Linked DNA regions of Homo sapiens: regions 1 and 2 are each linked to region 3. The links are chromatin contacts, found by Hi-C or POLR2A ChIA-PET in ENCODE. All regions are on one chromosome and are shown on one strand. Each heading gives the region's core, a stretch centred on a gene start or an enhancer-like site at or near the end of the contact. The rest is flanking DNA. Distances are from core to core; before and after follow the strand shown.

The links. A loop is a pair of places that touch in the nucleus more often than their neighbours do. ChIA-PET counts read pairs that join two places held with the same protein, here RNA polymerase II (POLR2A). Pooled maps may share reads with other maps.
Region 1: a map of HepG2 shows a loop between it and region 3 (2.2-fold over the local background). The contact joins two enhancer-like sites. A Hi-C loop is called at or near these places in 1 of 168 maps with a recorded cell type or tissue (HepG2) and 4 of 50 pooled maps. POLR2A ChIA-PET finds 5 or more read pairs at or near these places in 3 of 52 experiments (A673, GM12878 and activated CD8-positive, alpha-beta memory T cell).
Region 2: a map of GM12878 shows a loop between it and region 3 (2.0-fold over the local background). The contact joins two enhancer-like sites. A Hi-C loop is called at or near these places in 3 of 168 maps with a recorded cell type or tissue (GM12878, endothelial cell of hepatic sinusoid and gastrocnemius medialis), 2 of 37 single-sample maps with no recorded cell type and 4 of 50 pooled maps. POLR2A ChIA-PET finds 5 or more read pairs at or near these places in 3 of 52 experiments (GM12878, PC-3 and activated T-cell).

The regions. Positions count from the first base shown.
Region 1 is chr6:16,539,281-16,542,962 of GRCh38, reverse strand. All of the region lies in intron 4 of ATXN1 (ataxin 1), which reads left to right. Among named protein-coding and RNA genes, the nearest start is that of ATXN1-AS1, 220 kb to the left of the region's middle. Within about 2 kb of position 1,407, at least 8 of the 41 ENCODE cell types and tissues checked have a DNase peak (open chromatin) inside an H3K27ac peak, as active enhancers do.
Region 2 is chr6:16,510,668-16,514,431 of GRCh38, reverse strand. The region is part of intron 5 of ATXN1 (ataxin 1); the gene reads left to right. Among named protein-coding and RNA genes, the nearest start is that of ATXN1-AS1, 250 kb to the left of the region's middle. Within about 2 kb of position 2,336, at least 7 of the 41 ENCODE cell types and tissues checked have a DNase peak (open chromatin) inside an H3K27ac peak, as active enhancers do; they include GM12878, where a contact is called at or near this core.
Region 3 is chr6:16,634,997-16,638,700 of GRCh38, reverse strand. All of the region lies in intron 3 of ATXN1 (ataxin 1), which reads left to right. Among named protein-coding and RNA genes, the nearest start is that of ATXN1-AS1, 120 kb to the left of the region's middle. RefSeq lists an enhancer at 2,324-2,493. Within about 2 kb of position 2,244, at least 6 of the 41 ENCODE cell types and tissues checked have a DNase peak (open chromatin) inside an H3K27ac peak, as active enhancers do; they include GM12878, where a contact is called at or near this core.

The sequences.
Region 1 (3,682 bases), core at 158-2,657, 95 kb after region 3:
CGTGGTACAAAAACAGGTGAGTGCCATGCAATAAGATATTTTGAGAGAGAGAGAGAGACACCACATTCACATAACTTTTAGTACAGTATAATGTTATGATTGTTCTATTTTATTATTAGTTTTTGTTGTTAATCTCTTACTGTGACTTATTTATAAATTAAACTCTATCATGGGTGTATATGTATAGGAAAAAACATAGTAGATATACATAAAGGTACTATTCATGGTTTTAGGCGTCCACTGGGGTCTTGGAACAGATCCTCCATGGATGGGAGGACAACTGTCTTTTGAATGTGTCAGACACAATTGTGGCATTTCTTAGTGTCTTTTTCCTACTCGTTAGTTGTATTTGGCTGCTGCAAACACCTTGGGCTCCCAAGTAGTTGGGAATGTGGAAAGCTACATACTTTCCCTCTAGAGAGAGCCCCAGTGTGAAAAACTAAGATAGCCGTGTGTTTGCTGATCCTTGGGACGAGCCAGGGAAGGGCTCCGGGAGCACTGTGTGAATTAAGGCTGTCAAGACCAAAGTAACATAGGAGGGAGAAGATGAAAATGCAGCAGCACGTCTCTTAATGTGATCGTTTCTCTTTCCCCTTACTGAAGCATAGTGCTCTCTGCTATTTGAAGAGCGCAATTTAGATTTATATTAAGGAATGAATAAATAGGATGCGGTGATGAAATCTCATCTGGAGTGAATGCAGATTGTGGATGCTAATGACCGTGTGGCTGTGCAGAGAACCCATTGGAAGCCTGGGCGCTTCTCCCTCCTCTGTTCACCCACTAGGCACTCAAGAGCAACTCAGGCAGTGGGGAAAAGGTTATCTTTTTTTAATGTCTCTCAGTGTTGCATCTTGCCTTATAGCGCCTTAAAGCACTTGACAAGCCTTCAAGTAATTCTTGGTGGTGGCGTTTTCCCCCAGAAGGCCTTAAGAGATGGTTTTAATAGATACACCTATCAATTTATTCCCAACTTGAGCATTTTGCTGTCTTGCATCATTTGACATCACCAGAAAGTCCTTTGGTTACTTCTGTAGTTCACATTGTACTTTCTGTCCTTTGAGTTTTGGGTGCTCAGGGGCAAGATGTCAGAAATCCTGAGTTTTAGTTGTGCCACTGCGTAGCTTTGACCAAGTCACTTTACGTTAGCAGGATACAATTTCCGTGTTCATTAAATGAGGAGACTGGACTGAAAGCTCTTAGAGGCCTCCTCTAGCTCAGACGTTCTGTAACACTCAGGGCTTTCTGCCTCCTCTGATTTGGCGGTGTCAGGATACAGGTCCAAGTGCGGCACTGTGCCTTGCAAAATTGCTCTCTCTCCCTGGCCAGCTTTTCCACCACTGTGGAATGAAGTCTGCCGCCTGGAAGAATCCCAGATTTCTCAAAGGCGTCCAGTTCTAGGGAGCAGCGTGCAAAGCCCTTGAGCACACTTTGACTTCTTCTGCCCTGGCTGGTGATGAAAAACCAGGTCACCAGAGGTTGCCCTGTTTCCAGTGATCAGCCCTCGGGACTGAAAAAGGAACAAATACAGAAGAGCTCCAAAGAAAGAAACAGAAAGAGACGCTCAAGCTGGGAAGCTAAGAACAGGTCCCTCTGCTGGGGTGGAAGGAGAAAGAATCTTAATCCTCTGCCTTCCCCCATGGGTCAGAGTCGTAAATGGGTGAGACTTGAAGGTGTGGTTGGTCACCCTCTCTCAAAGTTTCAGGGCTGGGTCAGGTGTCCTAGTAGTGTTGCGTGGTGCAGTAGTGAGTCCCCAGCCTGCATTCTGCAAAGCCCCAGAGGCTCCCCATAAACTTTGAGGCTGTGGGCTGCCCTCAGCCTCTATTGACCGGGGCAGCGGGGCAGCTTCTCCTTCAGCTCTGTGATATTCTGAGGCTATGTAAAATAGTTTTCTTAGAAAGGTCCTGTGGTTAAAAAAAATTTTTTTTAAACCACTGGTTTAGTTACGATGAGCTCATATTCAAAGCAATATGACCTTAGACAAGTCATTTGATTTTCCCAAACCTCATTTTCCTTATTTCAAAACAAGTTTAGTCATATATTCTCAGCCTGTCTCCCACAGCAATTTAAGGATTAATTAGAGTCAGTTATTCATACCTTCACTCTATGAACACGGTATTGAACACCTTTCAGTAGAAGGCTCTGTTGGGAGAGGAACTCATAAGTAAATACATGAGACAGCCATTCCAAGCAGAGGGAAAAAGCATGTGCAAATATTTTGTAAACTGTAAAACACAACACAAACCTAACATTATGTAATATTGCTGTTCTTAACCAGGCAGTTTAATATAGTGACTCTAGAGCCTAACTCCTTGGCTTTGAATCCCAACTGCAGCCATTTATCAGTGTGACTTCAGGCACTTTACCTACCCTCTTGTGCCTCAGTACTCCAATCTGTACAATGGGAATAATAATAGAACTCATCTCACTGGGCTGTTGGGAGAGCTGAATCAGTTCCGGGCGCAGTGGCTCATGCCTGTAATCCCAGCACTCTGGGAGGCTGAGGTGGGTGGATCACCTGAGGTCAGGAGTTCGAGACCATCCTGGCCAACATGGTGAAACCCGTCTCTACTAAAAATATAAAAAATTAGCCAGGCGTGGTGGCACGCGCCTGTAGTCCCAGCTACTTGGGAGGCTGAGGCAGGGGAATCACTTGAACCCAGGAGGCGGAGGTTGCATTGAGCCGAGATCATGCTACTGCACTCCAGCCTGGTGACAGAACAAGATTCCGTCTCCAAAAATAATTATAATAATAATTAAGAGACTGACACAGAGTAAGCACTCTATAATGTTTATTATTGGTGATTTCACCAATGCACTGTGAAATTCTGTTTCTTGATTCTCAGCATTGCAGTCCCCTGTCATTGCACTTCCAGTTTTCTCTTCCCCAGAAGATGCATCCCGTGTTCGAGCGGAAAGGCAAGGGAAACATCATGTCAAGAAAAGAGTTCCGAACAGTACTCTGTTTCTGTGGCATGGATCCTCTTTCCTCTCCTTTTCTCCTTTTTTTGAGGTTGGATTGGCACTCCTCTCAGACTTAAACAAAGGCTTTGCTTTGCAGAGAGGATCTTTCTGCCTTCGGTGTGTCATCTGCCTCTAAGGGTGTAATTTGTTTCTGATGCATGCAGGGTGCCCCCTTGAGAAGGCTTTGTTGATGTTGTGCAGAGGTGTCCTGTATTGATCGGTGATAGAACTGTTCTATAGTGGGTGAATGAGGTAATTGTCATCAGGTTACTCTAGTCGGTGACCTTGAGGCTGATCCGATGACTAAGCCACAGAGGTGGATCCCTGGTTATAGAATGTCCTTGTTTAAAGGTAAATCGGTGTGAGAGTGACTAATAGTTTTAAAGAAATGATGGCAAGCAAATGGCATGCCCTTTGGTGAGAGACACAGTCTATATCAATAAGCTCTGAGGCCACCCATATCTGGGTGAGATATTGGGGCTGATTTTCAAGGGTTCCTTTATCTCTCTGCTCCTCTCTTATCTCTTTTCATTAGATTCCAATTCTCCATAACTTCCATGACCGTGTATAATACAGTCACTGCCATGACTGTGTATAATATCGTCAGTGTGAAGTTCAGAGCAAAATACATAGGCCTCTGAGCTAGTTGGCTGGGTTTCTTTTTTCTTTTTTAAAAAATTCAGCAGTGGGGTGGGACAGAGCTGAAGATGAAAAGATGCTT
Region 2 (3,764 bases), core at 1,087-3,586, 120 kb after region 3:
ACCATCCACCCATGAGAACTGTCTCTCTCCTGCTGGTGTGCCTCGCTCTCAGACGCAGCCTCCCTATGGCTCTGGGACATGAGGGGTAATGTCTTGCCGGTTGGTAAAATTCTTGCAAGCTGACAGTCTTTTTTTGTTTTTCTTTTTTTTAAGCTCCACAAGGCTACTGCACATTGCGTTCTTGCTCTTTGTGATCCAACAAGAGGGAGTCAGTTTTGATTTGGGAGAAAGGAGGAAGAAAGCTGTTTGATGGGCGAGAGGAGGCATGTATTGATTGCATTCCCGTTTTGCTTTCTGGGGCTGGCTGGTCATGTCACTCTTCATAGCTGCCTGGCTCTAGTGGTAGAAGAGAGTCTAATGAGAGACGCTACGGCTGTGTGCAGCTTGCACACAGCAACTCTTCAGCTCCAAGGAATCAGAGTGAGCTCCTGAGCTCCCTGGGATTCAGAGGTGCCTCAGCCCCAAATCTTTTTCCCCTGCATTTAGGCTAGAACAGGAAAGATGCTACTGGGAGAGAAGAGAATTCCTGACATCTTGCCTTTCTTGTCTGCTTTCTGCTTGGGTCTGTGGAGCAGCCACCTCTGGGCAGAGGTGCAGGAAGTGTGACAGAACAGGAAAGCTTTAAAGTCACTGTCTCCCTCCCTCCCATGCCCTAGGCTACCCTTGCTGGTCAGAACCTCCTGCTTACTCTGGTGGACAGACACCTGAGTTGCTGCTCTTGATGAAGTTTCTCCCACTTCTTCAAACCAGCAAGGCATAGGACCCCACTTGGCTTGGAAGACACGTGACGCTCTTGATCATTTCAGTCCCTTTTACATCCCCATAATATCACCGTGGCCTGTTAGATTGATTTGTGAGTAAGATTCCTTGCAAATAGCAAGATGATCGGAAGCCTCTATCTTTTCCGGGGGAGGTGCATATTTAAACAGACAGCCTAAGCTATTTATAGATTGTAATGTATTGTGTTACAGGGAAAAGGTGGAAGTCAACAGTAATGTTCTGTTCCCCATTTCCTATAGTTTCAAGCATATTTTCTTGCTAGTCCTAGAGACTTTAAACATTTAGAATCTCCAGTGATATCTATATTCTTTTGATGTACTTTGTGTAGAAACTCAAGCACGAGCAGGCTTCAGAGTCAGCTAACCAAAGAATCTTGGGGCTTTTGATCACTTTCCATTAGCACAAACAGTGATCTCTGCCCTGTTGTATATTGTTTGAAAGGACATTTGCTGTTTAATGAAGATAAACATGTTGCTGGGTTTTTAATATGTCTTCTCAACTCAGGAGCTGAAAAATGCATACATGAGATTAGTTCTGTTGGCGTAGAAGGGATTCTGCGTGCCCCAAACATTTTCCTAGCCGTTGGCTGAACTTTTGAAATGTGCTTTGCACTGCAAGAACAGATACTGAACAGATATTTTACTTAGAAAGCCTTCTGTTTCAATGGTGATTCCCAGGGGCCACTCAACCACATCTTACTAAATAATATTTGGTCAAAAGAGAAACGTGAGTGCAAGAAGGACACATGATCACAGCCACTAACAAATTCCTAGAAAGTGCTGCTTGTTGTCATTTCTGGTTAGGAGGTGATGGTGATGGCAGGTAGAGGGTCTAAGCCATTCTCCTGTCTCTCTTTTAAAGTACATTCTTCTGTTGCTGTAGCTCCTGGCATTGGCTGTCACCCTCACTTGCAGGAGGGAGGGAATGACTGTTTGTTGCTGTTGGTGTCTGAAAATCTGTGGGCAGAACTTTTAGAAAAAGCAGACCACAGAGCCTGCTATATATTTTGTTCAGCCCATTCTATTTCTCTTCACTTTTTAACCGATTGCGACAAAAAAAGGGGCCTGCCTTCTAAACTTGTCTTTATCTTTAAAAGAGAATACCTTTTATAAATGCTTAGAACTTGGAGATGCTGTTGTTTTTATTTAGTATTTGAAAAGCTAAGTATGCTGACACTGTCCTGGGAGTGCAGGCCCCTCATTGAGAGAGAACAGTAAACACAGCAATGACTTTGCTTTTAATTTGAAATGCGTTACTCTTCTTAGAGCTGAGGGGTGATTTGAGATGTTCCTGTTTTCACATTCAGCTATTTCCTGGTTCTGTGATCATAATAAATTCCATAGCTCCAAAACATTAGAGCAAATTGTGTCTTCTGTAGGAGTTATTTACGGATACTCAAACAAATGGTGCTTTCTGAGGAAGAAGAACTGTGTATGAAAACTATGTGGTAAAGCCTTTCATATCTGCCGTGGTGGCAGAACTTCTGAGGAGCTGGCTTTGAGGGTAATGATATCTTTATCACCCTGACGCTGAATGGAGGCGGGGAGGCCTTTGTGTGTTCTGTTGCCAACTAACACCTGGCTGCCTCAGGGCATCCTGCCTGGTAATTGAACCCATGAGTATGTACAAAGATTAGAGGGACCGTTTGAGGAGAAAGATGGGGGCTGGAGAGGCAAGGTTAGTCTTGCCATTATAAGCTTAGGTGCAGAAGGAAGCCAAGCTACCTGGAAGGCCACCTCGTGGCAAAGACACCCACTAAGGCAGGGCGGTGGCCTGGGACTGACCATCAATCACTTCCCGCTCATTCTCCTCAGAACTGAGGACTGTTGTCTTCAGTCTTCCCCAGCCTCGCTTATCTTCCTCCTGCTTCCTGAAGGAAATATCCTTTTGCAATGGGTGGACTATCAACTTGAATTTTTAGCAAGCAGGCTGGAGAAGTTTTTGGAAGTTTTGGAGACATGGCTGGTCTTGAATTCCTGGGCTCAAGCAATCCTCTCACTTTGGCTTCCCAAAGTGCTAGGATTACAGGTATGAGAAGTTTTTGGAGGTTTCGGACTTGTTGCTAGGTTGATTCTGAGGGAGAAAAGACCTCTGTTATTCAGAAGGTTGTGGACTTCTGAAGAATGGAAATCGGGCACCCTGAAGGAAACATATGTCAATCCTAGTCCTGGAGCTAGCATGGCTCAAGTTTATTCCCTTAAATGTCTATTGTGTTAAAACATAAAAAGAGTTTAGATATACTTCCACATCTTTGCAGTTGTTAGCTCTCTGGACATTTATAAAGGGAAAGGAAGAGTGAAGCAGAGCCCCATTAATTCCCATGCATGGTGTCTGCTGTTTGAATCCTGGAAATCAGGATGATTTTATTCACATGTTAATGCCCTCTAGTGGCTAGTGAGGTGCCCTCTAAGCAGGACTTTCCCCAGCTTCCACCCCTTCCTCTCCCTAACTAAATTAAGCACCCACTTTACAGTAGTTGAGTATGTGTCATATCAAGTCTGTATTTTCTTACTAAGATTCATCTACCACGTGGGAAAAAAAAAATCAAAAGCTTTGTTACAGTTCAAAGAACGTAGTGCTGTTGCTACATCAAGTGAGGATAAATCTTCCATCTGTAGCAATCTGTATTATAAGTCTACTGGATGTGACAGAAAACTCTTTAAAACTTTGATGCACATATTTTCACAGCCAACCGATTTCATTAAAGTGGGAGAAGTGTACTATTGGCAAGCAGTTTTTCTGCTGACTTCCCACCCTTAAATAGACAAGCTTTATAAAAAGACAAAATCTTCCCAGATCTATTTGGTTGGCCAAGGTGACATTTGTCTTCCTCCCTCAGAAGGTTGGTAAAATTAACCTTCTGCTTTCTGTATACCTTTACTGTATTTTTATTTCTATTTATTTATTTATTTATGAGACAGGGCCTCACTCTGTCACCCAGGCTGGAGTGCAGTGGTGCACTCACAGCTCATTGCAGCCTCAAC
Region 3 (3,704 bases), core at 995-3,494:
CAGCAAAAATGTATACTAAAGTGTTTACCATATACTTGGCATTGAAGGGAATTATAATGAAATATGTTGATCTTGGTCATTTATAGGTGTTCCCACCACTGTGATGTGTGCATGCATTGTGGGCCAGGAGGTTTTATCTGGAAGCTAGTGACACTTCAGCGTCAAGGCGTCTCGCTCCTGCAGGCCCTTTGTAAGACCCTGTACCTAATTTTATGTTGATAATTTTGTGCAGTTTTTTTTTTTTTTTTTTTTTTTGAGGCAGCGTCTAGCTCTGTCATCCAGGCTGGATTGCAGTGTTGTGATCTTGGCTCACTGCAGCCTCAACCTCCCAGGCTCAAGTGATCCTCCCACCTGAGCCTTCTGAGTAGCTGTGAGCAGATACATATGCCACCATGCTCAGCTAATTTTTGTATTTTTTTGTAGAGATGGGGGTCTCACTATGTTGCCCAGTTTTGTCTTGAACTCCTGGGCTCAAGCGATCCTCCACTTCAGCCTCCCAAAGTTCTGGGATTACAGGCGTGAGTGACCATGGCTGGCCTTTGAGATCTTTTCTTAAAGACCCTAACACCCCATACACACTCCTCTACCCCTTGACTAGTTTTATAAACTGCAGACCTCACAGACTGGATCCACCCCTGATTATGAATATGTTTAAACTGTGCATATGTATGCATTAATTAAAACATATTTATTTCTCTTTCATACTAGTATGTGAAATTCCAAAAAATCTGCTAGCCCACAAATTAGGAAAATTAAAGGGCTATGCCTACCTCTGCCAGCTGTTTCCAAGGAAATTTATATCTTGGACATTTGGCAGATAATAATATCATGTTTGACTGATAGTGATCATGTCCTAAATTTCCCAAACTGATGAGTCACAATCGTGATTCACATATTTCTGGGAATCGCCCCCCAACAACTTGCGATTTGCCTGGCGTAGCTGTAGTATATCAGAGTTTTTTAGGTGTTTAGCAGAACTGAACTATATAGCTTCTTGTCCCATGCCAATTCAAGAAAATTAATTTAATAGCTATTTTATGAAACATTTTTTCCTAACTCGACATGGATATTTTAAGGTGATTTTCCCTGCTAAGAATTCACTTGTTATAGGTGACTCTAATTGGAGAAACAGCTGTTGACTTCTAGTGTGCTCAATTAGTTTCTTTCTTCCTTTTTCTTTTTTTATTTTATTTTATTTATTTTTTATTATACTTTAAGTTCTAGGGTACATGTGCACAATGTGCAGGTTTGTTACATATGTATACATGTATCATGTTGGTGTGCTGCACCCATTAACTCATCATTTACATTAGGTATATCTCCTAAAGCTTTCCCTCCCCCCTCCCCCCACTCCATGACAGGCCCCGGTGTGCGATGTTCCCCTTCCTGTGACCAAGTGTTCTCATTGTTCAATTCCCACCTATGAGTGAGAACATGCGGTGTTTGGTTTTTTGTCCTTGCGATAATTTGCTGAGAATGATGGTTTCCAGCTTCATCCATGTCCCAACAAAGGACATGAACTCATCCTTTTTTATGGCTACATAGTATTCCATGGTGTATATGTGCCACATTTTCTTAATCCAGTCTATCATTGATGGACATTTGGGTTGGTTCCAAGTCTTTGCTATTGTGAATAGTGCCGCAATAAACATACGTGCGCATGTGCCTTTATAGCAGCATGATTTATAATCCTTTGGGTATATCCCCAGTAATGGGATGGCTGGGTCAAATGGTATTTCTAGTTCTAGATCCTTGAGGAATCGCCACACTGTCTTCCACAATGGTTGAACTAGTTTGCAGGCCCACCAACAGTGTAAAAGTGTTCCTATTTCTCCACTTTCTTCCTTTTTCAAAGAGTTCCTTTATTATTCCCAGGCCGTCGTTAGGTGTAAAAGCTAATTTAGTTTAGATTATTTTTTAAAGTGCACCTGGCATTCAAGCTATGACATTTCCTGTTGAAACAGCACTGCTATGACCTGGGAAGAAAAGATCCCAAGAAAATATAACTGAGGAATCAAATATTTGTCTGTATAAAAGGTTTCATATTAATTCATGATACCATTTATTAGTCACTTACCTTTTATGTTAGTAGCCATAAGGAGGTGTGATGGCATAGACTATTCAGGGCGAATGACAGTTGTCATGGGCAGAAGGTGCCCATGCATCAGGCAGAGCAGGGTGACCACAAAGTGGGGAGTGGCCAAATATACTTTGTCCTACTCAAGACATGAGGGCCTGTCCCAGTGGCTTGCTTGAGAACAAAGCTCATCCTGATGACTCAGCAGCCACAGTGAAGGGCTGCCTGGGGGCTGGGGGAGAAACAAGTAGGCAGATGAGGTCCAGTTGGAAACTAAATTGCTTTGGGAGGAGGAGAGTGGTCACACAATGTAGGTTTCAGTTCCGGCTGCACTGCTAATTTTGTAACCTTGGGAAAGTTACCAACCTCTCTGGAATCTCAGTTTCCTCCCCTATGAAGAAGAAAGCAGTAGCCCAGATCATCCTTGGAGGTTCCTTCCCTTCAGCTGTGACATTTTGCATTTGAAAGAGTAAGAGAAGTCACAGGACCATGGGAAAGGAAAACAGAAATGATGTAAGGGAGGCAGGTCATGGGGAGGGTGGTCAGGAACACAGGTTGGAAGTGCCCGTGGTGTCAATTCAGGTGTTCGGTGATCTCCACGGGCGAGTGACTTTTATTGGGAGAACTGTGCACTGCCTGAGGTTAGGGTTGTGCTCTGGGGAAACCGGAACCTTGAAAACACCTTGTAGGGAGCCGCGTTTCCCTTGCACGGACTGTGCTGCCTGTGCTTCCCCAGCACAGTGGGCGTCGTCGCTTTGTGTTTGTGCTGGCTGCTGTGCGGGGTTGCCTGCCTCCCCAGCCCACACCTGCTCAGCCTTCCTCCACTCATGTTTTCAGGATGCTTTTGGATGCTTCTGGCTACAGTGGATTTTCCTTCTCCTTCTGAAGCCCTTTTGAAATTATTTCTCTGCAGATTCAGACATATTTATTTATCTGGTCAATGTCCTGCCTAAAGAATCAGATAACGACTGTGTTTTTGCCTGAACTCACACATATGAATGAGCTTTTGTAAGCGGCAGCAGCAGTGTAGGTTTAGTTGGAGCTGTCTGAGCCCTTGTCAGGTTGCTACTTAGTTGTTTAGTTAGCTCTCGTTGAACTTCTGTCACATCCTCAGTTTCTGGGCAGTGTGTAAGAAGAGCTCCTTCTCTCTAGACCAGTGGTCCCTAACCTTTTTGGCACCAGGGACTGGTTTCATGGAAGACAGTTTTTCCACAGACTAGGGTGGAGCGGGGGATGGTTTTGGGATGATTCAAATGCATTTATATTCATTGTGCACTTTATTTATATTATTATGTTGTAATATATAATGAAATAATTATGCAACTCACCATAATGTAGAATCAGTGAGATCCTTGAGCTTGTTTTCCTGCAACAAAACGGTCCCATCTAGGGGTGATGGGAGACAGTGACAGATCATCAGGCATTAGATTCTCATAAAGAGGGTGCAACCTACATCCCTCACATGTGCAGTTCACAATAGGGTTCACGCTCCTATGAGAATCTCATGCCGTTGCTGACCTGACAGGAGGCAGAGCTCAGGTGGTAATTTGAACAATGGGGAGTGGCTGTAAATACAGATGAAGCTTTGCTCATTCGCCTACTGCTCACCTCCTGTTGTGCAGGAGGT